Regions from separate parts of the Mus musculus genome. Here region 2 is linked to region 1. Evidence: chromatin contacts called from ENCODE Hi-C data. All regions are on one chromosome and are shown on one strand. Each heading gives the region's core, a stretch centred on a gene start or an enhancer-like site at or near the end of the contact. The rest is flanking DNA. Distances are from core to core; before and after follow the strand shown.

Evidence for each region. A loop is a pair of places that touch in the nucleus more often than their neighbours do.
Region 2: a loop to region 1 is called in a map of T-helper 2 cell, with 175 times the contacts of the local background. The contact joins the promoter of Nanp here to the promoter of Ddb2 in region 1. A Hi-C loop is called at or near these places in 5 of 37 maps with a recorded cell type or tissue (T-helper 1 cell, T-helper 17 cell, T-helper 2 cell and 1 more).

The regions. Positions count from the first base shown.
Region 1 is chr2:91,234,437-91,239,607 of GRCm38, reverse strand. It overlaps Ddb2 (damage specific DNA binding protein 2), which reads left to right and starts at 2,542. Exons shown (of 10, transcript NM_028119.5): 1 at 2,542-2,918; 2 at 4,657-4,793. The coding sequence starts at 2,792. A330069E16Rik (RIKEN cDNA A330069E16 gene) reads right to left here and starts at 2,462. Exons shown (of 2, transcript NR_015464.1): 1 at 2,207-2,462; 2 at 1,251-1,886.
Region 2 is chr2:151,036,300-151,041,380 of GRCm38, reverse strand. It overlaps Nanp (N-acetylneuraminic acid phosphatase), which reads left to right and starts at 2,002. Exons shown (of 2, transcript NM_026086.2): 1 at 2,002-2,144. The coding sequence starts at 2,055.

The sequences.
Region 1 (5,171 bases), core at 1,293-3,792:
CACACCACACACACCACACACACACACACACACACACTCACTCATCTAAAACCAAACGACAATATTTCTTACGAAAAATATCGCTCCTTGAACCAAAAGCTGGCATTCTCTTTGGTTTGCTTGTTGTTATGTTTGCTTTTGGGTTTTACTATTATTTACTTGTTTGCTTGGTTTGAGACAGGGACGCACTGTGTAGCTTAAACTGGTCTGGAACTCACAGTGCTGCCCAGGCTAGACTCAGACTCAAAACATTTTTCTGTTTTAACTTGGGTGGGATTGCAAGTATAAGCCACCACGTCTGATTAAGAGAATACCAGTATAGACAGTGGTGTCTCACACCTTTGATCCCAGCACTCAGGAGGCAGAGGCAGGTGGATCTCTGTGGAGGCCAGCCTGACTACAGACTGAGTTCTAGACCACCCAGGGCTATTGGTGATATGCTCTCTCAAGCAACAACAAAAAAGACACATGAAGCACACCAAAACAAAGTGTAAAAATAAAATAGATGACCATTCTGATCATTACAGGCTAACAAAACCCCGAAGTGGACCTATACAAACTCAAGTGATTTATTTTCCCTCATAATCTTCCTAGTTAATATCTTACAACTTTTTTAGGATTCTTTTTTGTTGTTGTTGTTGTTGTTTTGTTTGTTTGTTTTTCGAGACAGGGTTTCTCTGTGTAGCCCTGGCTGTCCTGGAACTCACTCTGTAGACCAGGCTGGCCTTGAACTCAGAAATCCGCCTGCCTCTGCCTCCCAAGTGCTGAGATTAAAGGCATGCGCCACCACTGCTGGGTTTACTTATTTCTTTGTTTTGTTTTCCCAGGGTTTCTCTGCAGCCTTGGCTATTTATTTACTTATTTAGGTTTTCCAGACAGTGTTTCTCTGTAGCCTTTGCTGTCCTGGAACTAGCGCTGCAGACTAGACCTACTTCTGCCTCCTAAGTGCTGGAATTAAAGGCATATTCCACCACTGACCAGCTTGTAATTTTTTTTTTTTTACTTATGTGTATACATGTTTCTTTATGTGCTTATGTGTATATATGGCTGCATCTGCCTGCAGAGTCCAGAAAAGGGTGTCTGGTCTTCTGGAGCTGGAGTTACATATAGGTATTTGTGAGCCACCTGCCTGGGTACTGGGAACAGAATTCAGGTCCTCTGAAAAAGCAGCAAGCTCTCTTAGCCATTAAACCATCTCTCCAGCCACTAAGCTACAATTCTTAATTTAAGCACATCTTAGGACATCCCCATTATTGGTGCTGGGTTCAGCTTTTTATTTTCTTCTAGAGCATCATTTTAATTTAAAATAAAATTAAACTACATTAAAACATATAAATTTTACATATGTTTATGTAAGTATCATCTTCATAAGGAATACATTACTTTTGACACACACATATTGTATTCTTTAAATTGGGTTAGGCACATCTTCTCAGATATCGTTTGTGGTGAAAACATTCAAAACCTTTCTACCTTTAGAAAATATACAGCAAACCCATTGTCTGCTGTCACCTTGCTGTGCAATAGCATGCCAGATTTTCTCACTCTTTTTCTTTTTTAAAGATTTATTTATTATTATAAATAATTACACTGTAGCTGTCTTCAGACACTCCAGAAGAGGGAGTCAGATCTCATTACAGATGGTTGTGAGCCACCATGTCGTTGCTGAGATGTGAACTCAGGACCTTTGGAAAAGCAGTCAGTGCTCTTAACCGCTGAGCCATCGCTCCAGCCCCAGATTTTCTCACTCTTATCTGATCCTTACAAGATATCAGTGTAGTCCAGGCAAACTCTTCATGCCTCAGCCTCCTCAGTGTTGGGAATTACACAGAGCCTGCCACCATAGATACAGCTCTTTTCTATAGTATGAGGTAAAATACATTCATCTGTAAAGCGAGAGGAAAGAATCAAATGCTAAGGCTGTGATTGGGTAATCAGAGGCACTTTTTTTTTTTTTTTAAGATTTATTTATTTAATACACTGTCATTTCAGAAACACCAGAAGAGGGCATCAGATCCCAATACAGATGGTTGTGAGCCACCTTGTGGTTGCTGGGAATTGAACTCAGGACCTCTGGAAGAGCAGTCAGTGCTCTTAACCACTGAGCCATCTCTCCAGCCCTAGAGACACCTATTATTAATGGGGGAAATGAGAAATATTTAGCCACACTTGAATCTTTGCTCTTTTTAAGACATAAACTACCTACTTTTATCTGTCTCTGTCTCTCTCTCTCTCTCTTTGTTGTTCTTCGAGACAGGGTTTCTCTGCGTAGGTCACCGGATTGCTGGAACGTGTACACCAGGCTGGCCTGAAACGCCGCCTGGCTCCGCCTCCAGCATGCAGGGTTTACGGCCAGCGCTCCCTCCTCAGGTTCAAATAATCGGCTTTCTTCAGATCCAGCACAAGCCAAGGCCCAGCTCCTAGGGAGTTAAAATAAAAAACCCTCCCTGTGAGCTGCACACGTTACTCCGGAAGAGGAGGAGCGGCCGGGGGCGGGCCGTGCCCGAGGGGTTGGGGCAGTCCGGGGCAGTTCCGGGGGCAAGACAGCCCCCTACTGTGGCAATCCCGAGGGGGCGGGGCAGTTCCAAGGGGCGGGACAGCCCTGAGGGGACGGGGCGGGGCTAAAAGTAAAGCAGCCCGGAGGAGCGTTTGGCGCGAAGGTGTCTTAGCTGCGCTACCTGCGACGGCGCTGCCTCATACGTAGTCCCTTCCTGTTTTCTCCACGGAGGCTTTTCCACTCCTTGCTTCGTTATTTTGCCACAGAGCTTGATATCTCTTCACCGAGTACGTCATGGCTCCCAAGAAATGCCCAGAAACCCAGAAGTCCCCCGACGTTGCGGTGCTCCTCAGGAGCAAAAGTCGCAGAGGTCCTCAGGAGCTGGAGCCCGAAGCCAAGAAGCTGCGTGTGCAGGGTCCCGGTACGGCCTGTGCTGCTGCCTTAGCTTTCCGGGGGTTCAGGGTGCTCGCGCCAGAGGCTGAAGCTGGGGTGGTGGGTGCTTGTGCCTGGGCTTCTGAAGCAGTTCTTGGCTTCTGTCGCCTCAGGCTGTGATTTTATTTGGGAGATCGAGGGTTCGAACCCAGGCCTCCAGTTCTCTCAGCAAGTGGGCTGCCACTGAGCCACACGCTGCCGACTGGTTTTATTGGCCAGTTCATTGACAGCAGAGAGTTTTAAGTTGAACAGCCCCCCCACCTCTACCCCAGGTGACAGAAAGAGTCAGATGAGTGCCATCACCGTAAAAGCCACAGTCCCCACTTTCCTTGTTCCAGAAGTTTTACACATCTACTGTTTCAAAGTAATCCTCCCTTTCATAGCCTCTCGGTTATGTTAGCTCTGAGAGTCTGAAATTCCCTCCCTCCTTTCTTCAGAAAGCGCATTCTCAGAGGTTTACCAGGACTTGAACCTGGGGCTATAAGGAATGTGATAAATTGATAAGAGTGGTTTTAGCCATGAAAAGAAAGGAAAGTTGTCAAGAGAAAAAAAGGACTTATAGATTGGGTCCACCAGAAGGGCTTGGTAATTCAGAGTTGTTTTATTTATTTGTTTGTTTGTTTATTTATTTATTTATTTATTTAGTTTTTCGAGACAGGGTTTTTCTGTGTAGCCCTGGCTGTCCTCAGAACTCAGAAATCCGCCTGCCTCTGTCTCCCAAGTGCTGGGAATAAAGGCGTGTGCCACCATTCCCGGCTTATTTTTATTATACTCTGATTTACCTCTCTTCCTTGAAGCCACCTAATCAATTTGGAACTTTTCTAAACCTTACTGCATTCTTCTGGTTTCCACTCAAGTAATGGTTGCTCATGACATTATTTAGTATTTCTTTAAATACAGAGTCTTGCTCTATAGCCCAGGCTGGCCTCCAATCCAAGTATGCTGCAGCTTCTGAGTGCTAGGATTACAGTTATACACCACTGTATTTGGATAGCTCTTATTTTATTTTTTTAAGATTTATTTTATTTAATGTATGAGTCCACTGTAGCTGTCTTCAGATACACCAGAAGAGGGCATCGGATCCCATTTCCGATGGTTGTGAGCCACCATGTAGTTGCTGGAAATTGAACTCAGGACCTCTGGAAGAGCAGTTAGTGCTCTTAACCACAGCTGAGCCATCTCACCAGCCCTGATGTTATTTTGTGATCTTTAAGATTGTCCCTCAAAAAAAAAAAAAAAAAAAAAAAACAAACGGGCGTGGTGGCACACGCCTTTAATCCCAGCACTCGGGAGGCAGAGGCAGGCGAATTTCTGAGTTCGAGGCCAGCCTGGTCTACAAAGTGAGTTCCAGGACAGCCAGGGCTACACAGAGAAACCCTATCTTGAAAAATAAAAACAAACAAACAACCAAAAACAACAACAACAACAAAAAAGATTGTCCCTCAACTCCTACTTATTTGTGATCCCACACAAGAAAAGTCTTCAGTGTCCACAATTGTGTATCTCTCTGGCAAAGCTCTAAGGAACCCTGTGAGGTTATATTTAGTTTCACTTCAGAATTTCTGTTTGGAGGAGTGTTTTGGAAAAGGGTTTTTTATTTCTCTCTTGGGTTGAGTGAGACTCAACTGCAGAGAAAGGCTTTTAAGGAGATGATGAGACAAAGGGTTTTCAGGGGGAACCTTTCCTGAGATTTGGGAGAGGAAAATGTTTGTATTCTTCTTTGGTAGTTTCTAGCAGGACATGTGAGTCGTGCTGCCTTCTGGCAGAGTTGTCCAGCCTGCAGATCCCTTCACGGAGTAGCAGCATTGTCAGGGATCTTTACCAGCATAAGTTGGGCAAAGCCACCTGGTCATCACTACAGCAGGTGAGATGTTTCCTGTCTGACGTGCTCAAAGGTCACATAGCTTTTCAACTATTGCTCTTTCTCACTAGATGATAAATTGGTTCAGGATCATCAGGTCACCCCCAGGTATGATGATTGACCTACTGTACACTGAGTCAAAGAGAAAAGGTTTTACTCTGTAGACTTCTAGCCACAACATGCGTTCTCCCTCTTGCTTTCCAGGATTAGTTCACTTACATTGCAGATAGTTGATGCACAAGGCCAGTGAAGACTTATTGCCTGTATATAAAGGGGCCAGACATTGACAGTTTATCCAGGACTTGCGTTTAATTTTTATTTATGTTTTGAGACACAATCTCACTGTGTAGCCTTAGCTGGCCTGGTCCTCTGTATGTAGAC
Region 2 (5,081 bases), core at 753-3,252, about 60 Mb before region 1:
TGTCTAGGGTTAGATTTTTCACTGACTGAAACAAGATTCTATACGCACATTAGAAGAAGGCGAAGACCTGACCCATGTCTCTAAGATCCATGTGTCCATCAGAAGCTTATTGTATATCTATTATGATATTTGACACAACTACAAAAAGCAATTACAAATATTGCATTCATAATTTTGGCTGACTGCTAGCCTAAGTGCACACAACTGTTTCACCACCACTGCATCGGTGAGGGTAGTCTATTAAAGGAGGAACACTTTTGGGAAAGTCATCAACTCTGACTCTGCTCCATAAAATACAAAAACTATAGGTAGTCTGCCATTCATCTCTTTCTACTGAGCATCAGAAACCCATCTGTGACTTGTGTACCTCAGGTTATGGGAGCTTTTTTTTTTTTTTTTTTTTTTTCTGTACAGAGCTAAGCATCTTAGTCTTTAGTCAAGTTATACAACTCTGTCACTGTCAGGCAAAAGCAGAAGTATACTACATAGACTCAAGGATGCTGCATTCCAATTATTAAACACCCAAAAGGAGTTAAGTTTATCTCAAAACACAGGAAGTTTTACAGCCAAGCAAAGGTGGGCCAACAAGTTCCTTATGAACACAATACAGCTCAAAGTTAAATTTGTAGCCAATGAAAAGACAAGAACAATATGACTGGCTGAAGTCAGCCTTTACCTTACATAGTTTTGGCGGTTTGGGCCTGACTGGCTGGAGGCCCAGCCATTTTTTCACAATTTGTATATATTACCCAGGTAGGGTACAGTTCACTATGAACAGAAGCCACTTGGAGCCAGTATCATTCAAGTATAGACAAAGATCTTAGTTGAAGTTAATTCAAGCCAGATGTGGTGGTACTTGGGAGAACTAGCACTTGGGAGACAGAGGGAGGCAAATCACTCTGAATTTGAGGCCAGCATGGTCTACACAGCTAGCTCCAGGCCAATCAGTTACTCAATGTGACACTGTCTCAAAACAAACAAACAAACAACAAAAACTGAAACTATAGACAATTAAATTTAATCAATTCTCACATGTTATGAAATACTTTCTCATTTTCTCTGAATAACTTACAATGTAAGAACCAATCCTAATTCGAAAGCTCAGAACCAGGTCTGTGGCATTGGCTGACCCAATAAGTTCCAGGTTAGTGAAAGTGACTCCAAATTTCATCAATAAAAAAGGATTAGAGGTTGATTTCAACCAACAGAAGGCAAACCTTGTTACTTATCTTGTGGGGTTCTTAACAGACAGTCTCGGTTCCTTGCTAGAAATTACAGAAAACCATGCAATTAATAGGCACACAAGACTTGGGCTGCAGAGTTTCAGAAAAATGAGTAAAGATGGAGGGAAAGGAGCTGGAGAAATGGTTCACTGGTTAAGAACTCATACTGCTCTTGTAGAGGACCCAAGTTCCCAGCACCCACAGTGGGCAGCTCACAGCCGCCGCAACTGCAGCTCCAGGACGACCTCGTCTGTCCTCTGCAGGCACTCACGTACACAGAAACACAAATACACATTTTTAAGAACAACCATTCGGCAGACACTGCAGAGACTCCCATTTCTCTTCAGTTCTTCTAAGCATCTTTCAAAGGATGTTCAGATGAAGGCTCTAGTTCCTACAAGGCTGTGGGCAAGAAGTGAAGCGCTAAAGTCACCGGGCAGCTAGGTTCCGAGGTTGGTGGGCACACTCTCCTGCCCCATCTCCTGATGGAGACTGTGCGGTCACCATAGAAAGACAGGCCAGCCAAGGGTCTGGAGAGTTTCTCCAGTACGGCTCGGATGTCCTTCTCAGCCCTAAGCAAGCCCACCAAGCCATTAACGGAGAGGACCATCCACCCACACACAGCAGTAAGCCTTGATAACACTCATCCACCTCTCGTGCACGCGCACCCTATAAAATTTAGTGTCCGAATCTCGCGCGATCTTGCCACGGAGACCCCGGAGCTTTGGAAGGGTCAGGTGACCTCCGAGACTCCGCCCAGGTGTTCCTGACCGCCTTGCGCATGCGCGGCGCGGCAGAAGCGGCTCGCGCGCTGCTTGGGTTGCCGAGGCTATGGGGCTGAGTCGGGTCCGCGCGGTCTTCTTTGACCTGGACAACACACTCATCGACACGGCCGGGGCGAGCAGGAGAGGCATGTTGGAGGTAACGTCCCCGCGCCGTCGCCCTCCCCTGCCGGGCCAGCACTCCGCTCCGCACCCTCAGTCCCCCCGCTGCGTGCCCGTGGAGCTTCTTTCCCGCGCGTGGGGCCGGGTGCTGGACTCTGAACTGCCACGACTGCAGAGTCGCCGCCACCTGCGGTCACCCGGGCTCGGACGGCGCGGGACGAGACCCCTCGCCCTCCTCTTGCTGCAGCCCCGCGCGAGATGGGCTGCGGTGGGTTTTGGGGAAGAGGCTCAGACAAGGCTTTGGCCCAGGAAGTTATATAACTCTGAGAGGCGGGCCTGGACTTAACCTACATCATAGCATTTTTTTTTTCCCTGCAGGCCTCCCTGTGGCCTTCCGGGCTTTCTGGTGCTGAGACCCTCGGCACATAAAATGCTGAGGGGGCAGTCTTTTAGTGAGGCATTGCTGATCTGCACCCTCCTAGCTATAGCTACAGATGCTGTCGGACATCTTCCTTTTCCAGTCCTGCTCTTAACCCACCCCTACTTTCCATCCCCTGCCTTCAGCTTCAAGGAGAAACCGAAGGAGTATCAGATGTGGAAAGCCCACTTACAAAAAAATGCCTGCCCTTTCAATACTAAGGGTCTTATGCGTCTTCAGGTAGTTTTTTGTTTATCTGGATCTTAAACCTTCCACATTTCTTGCTGCATTGCACCCACAGTTTGTTCGTGTCGGTCTTTAAAATTTTTTAACCCTACATCTCTCTTGGACTGTGCTTTTCTGCACAGCTATGTTTTAAGGAAAATTGCCACCCGTTGTCTCCATCAGGGCTCTCTTCTCTGTATTTCCAAATCCACTCACTGGGACGTAGCTTCTGTCTCTGCCACAAGAATACAATAGGCTTGCCAAGTGGTTAGGTGGCTCCCAAAGTGCCAACGTCACTAGGTATTTTGAATTGGGGTGTGCATGTGCGTGTGCGTGTGCGTGTGTGTGTGTTATTTTCTTGGTTCTGAGGTTTGAGCCTACCTCCTCGCCATCCGAGACAGGTTCTCCCCTGAGCTACTTCTCCCCACACTTGGAATCAGTCTTAACTGAAGATTTCCACGCTGTCGATTGCCCCGTGCATTGTGACACCCTCACACGTTACATACTTCCGTGTGTTCTGCCTCCATTATCTCAGACTGCAGACAGGGCACACTCAACAGGTGCTCTTATCCAGCTGAGGCCCGTGTTTTGAGACTCAGGTTTTGTGTTAGGCTGGTTCTTGTTAAGTAGGTCTATTAAACCTCACATTTGAATCACAATTCTCCCAGTACTCGGTGCCTCAGCAGACCCCCTGTCTATGCCTAGCCTCAGATCCTCGTAAATTTGAGCATTAGTCTGCATAACACTGTCAGGTAGCTTTCATGCCATACATGGGAAGATTGTACCATCCAGCGCTCATTCAGTGAACTGCGTCCCCATCCACTCTTGTCTCCCAGTCTCGCTTATTCTCCCCTTAATGACAAAAAGGCTCATCCAATGTAAATTTTTGCTGTAGTCTTATCTCCAGGCTGACCACATCCAATTCATCTTTCATATCCCTGCCACAGTGAGTTTTGGGTTTTACTTTTTAAAACAAAAAAAAATGACTTGGGAAACAAGGCAAGAATATCCCTTGAGCTTCAGAATTTGTGACCAGTCTAAACAACATATTAAGACTCTTATCTCACACCACCACCCCACAATGTTTCTCCATGGCATTGCCCCTATATTTTGTACCTTATTTTTTACTTCCGATATCCCTCACTGCACCTGTCAGAGGATGTTATCATTAATTTTTTGCAACTCATACCTACAGCAGAATCCTGAGTTTCCTGAAAGGGAACATGCTATCTTAATTATCCTTGTTTGACATGTAATAAATGCTGAATGAATAGTGGATGGTGCATAAGAATTCATATCTCCAGTCTTGGTTCTTTCACCTCCTCCTTTACTTATAAATGGTCTATGAAATTAGCAAAATTAAATGCTGTAAGCATTTTATCTTGTAAGGATATAACATTCCTTATAAATTTTGACCTGTCCCAAAGTAATATGCCAGCTGTCATATACCATTTTGAATCATTTCTGAGGGGCTAGGAAGATGTCTGGCCTTTGCCTTGGTGAAGGAGTCTATCAACCTTACTTTCTAAAGAACCATATGGGAAAGTGTTTTCCATTCTTTTTAGGCATATGTCTTAGTTGCTGCTCTCTTGCTGTGACAAAGTAGCTTGTAAGAGAAAGCATTTAATTTGGGGCTTGTTTACAGTTTCAGAAAGTAGGGCTATGATCACCGAGGTGAGGAGTAGGATAGCCAGCATGCAGGGGTAGCCAAGAGCTCACATCTGACTTGCAAGTTAGAGGCAGAGATAACAAGACCGGGCCTGGCTTTTGAAAACTCAAAAGCCCACTCCTGATGATAATATCTCTTCCAACAATGTTACACCTCCTTGTCTACTGACTGAAAACCAAACATCCAATATATGAGCCTATTAGGGCCATTCTTATTCAGACTACTACAATATACTTTCATAGTCAAGAGGAAAAGGCATGAATGTATAGTTCCTCATTGAACAGATTTTTTTTAAATTTTCTTCATTTACATTTTAAATGCTATCCCGAAAGTTCCCCATACCCTCCACCCACCCACCCACCTACTCCCACTTCTTGGCCCTGGTGTTCTCCTGTACTGAGGCATATAAAGTTTGCAAGACCAAGGGGCCTCTCTTCCCAATGATGGCCAACTAGGCCATCTTCTGATACATATGCAGCTAGAGATACGAGCTCTGGGGTACTGGTTAGTTCATATTGTTGTTCCACCTATAAGGTTGCAGACCCCTTCAGCTCCTTAGGTACTTTCTCTAGCTCCTCCATTGGGGGCCCTATGTTCCATCCAATAGCAGACTGTGAGCATCCACTTCTGTGTTTGCCAGGCACCGGCATAGCCTCACAAGA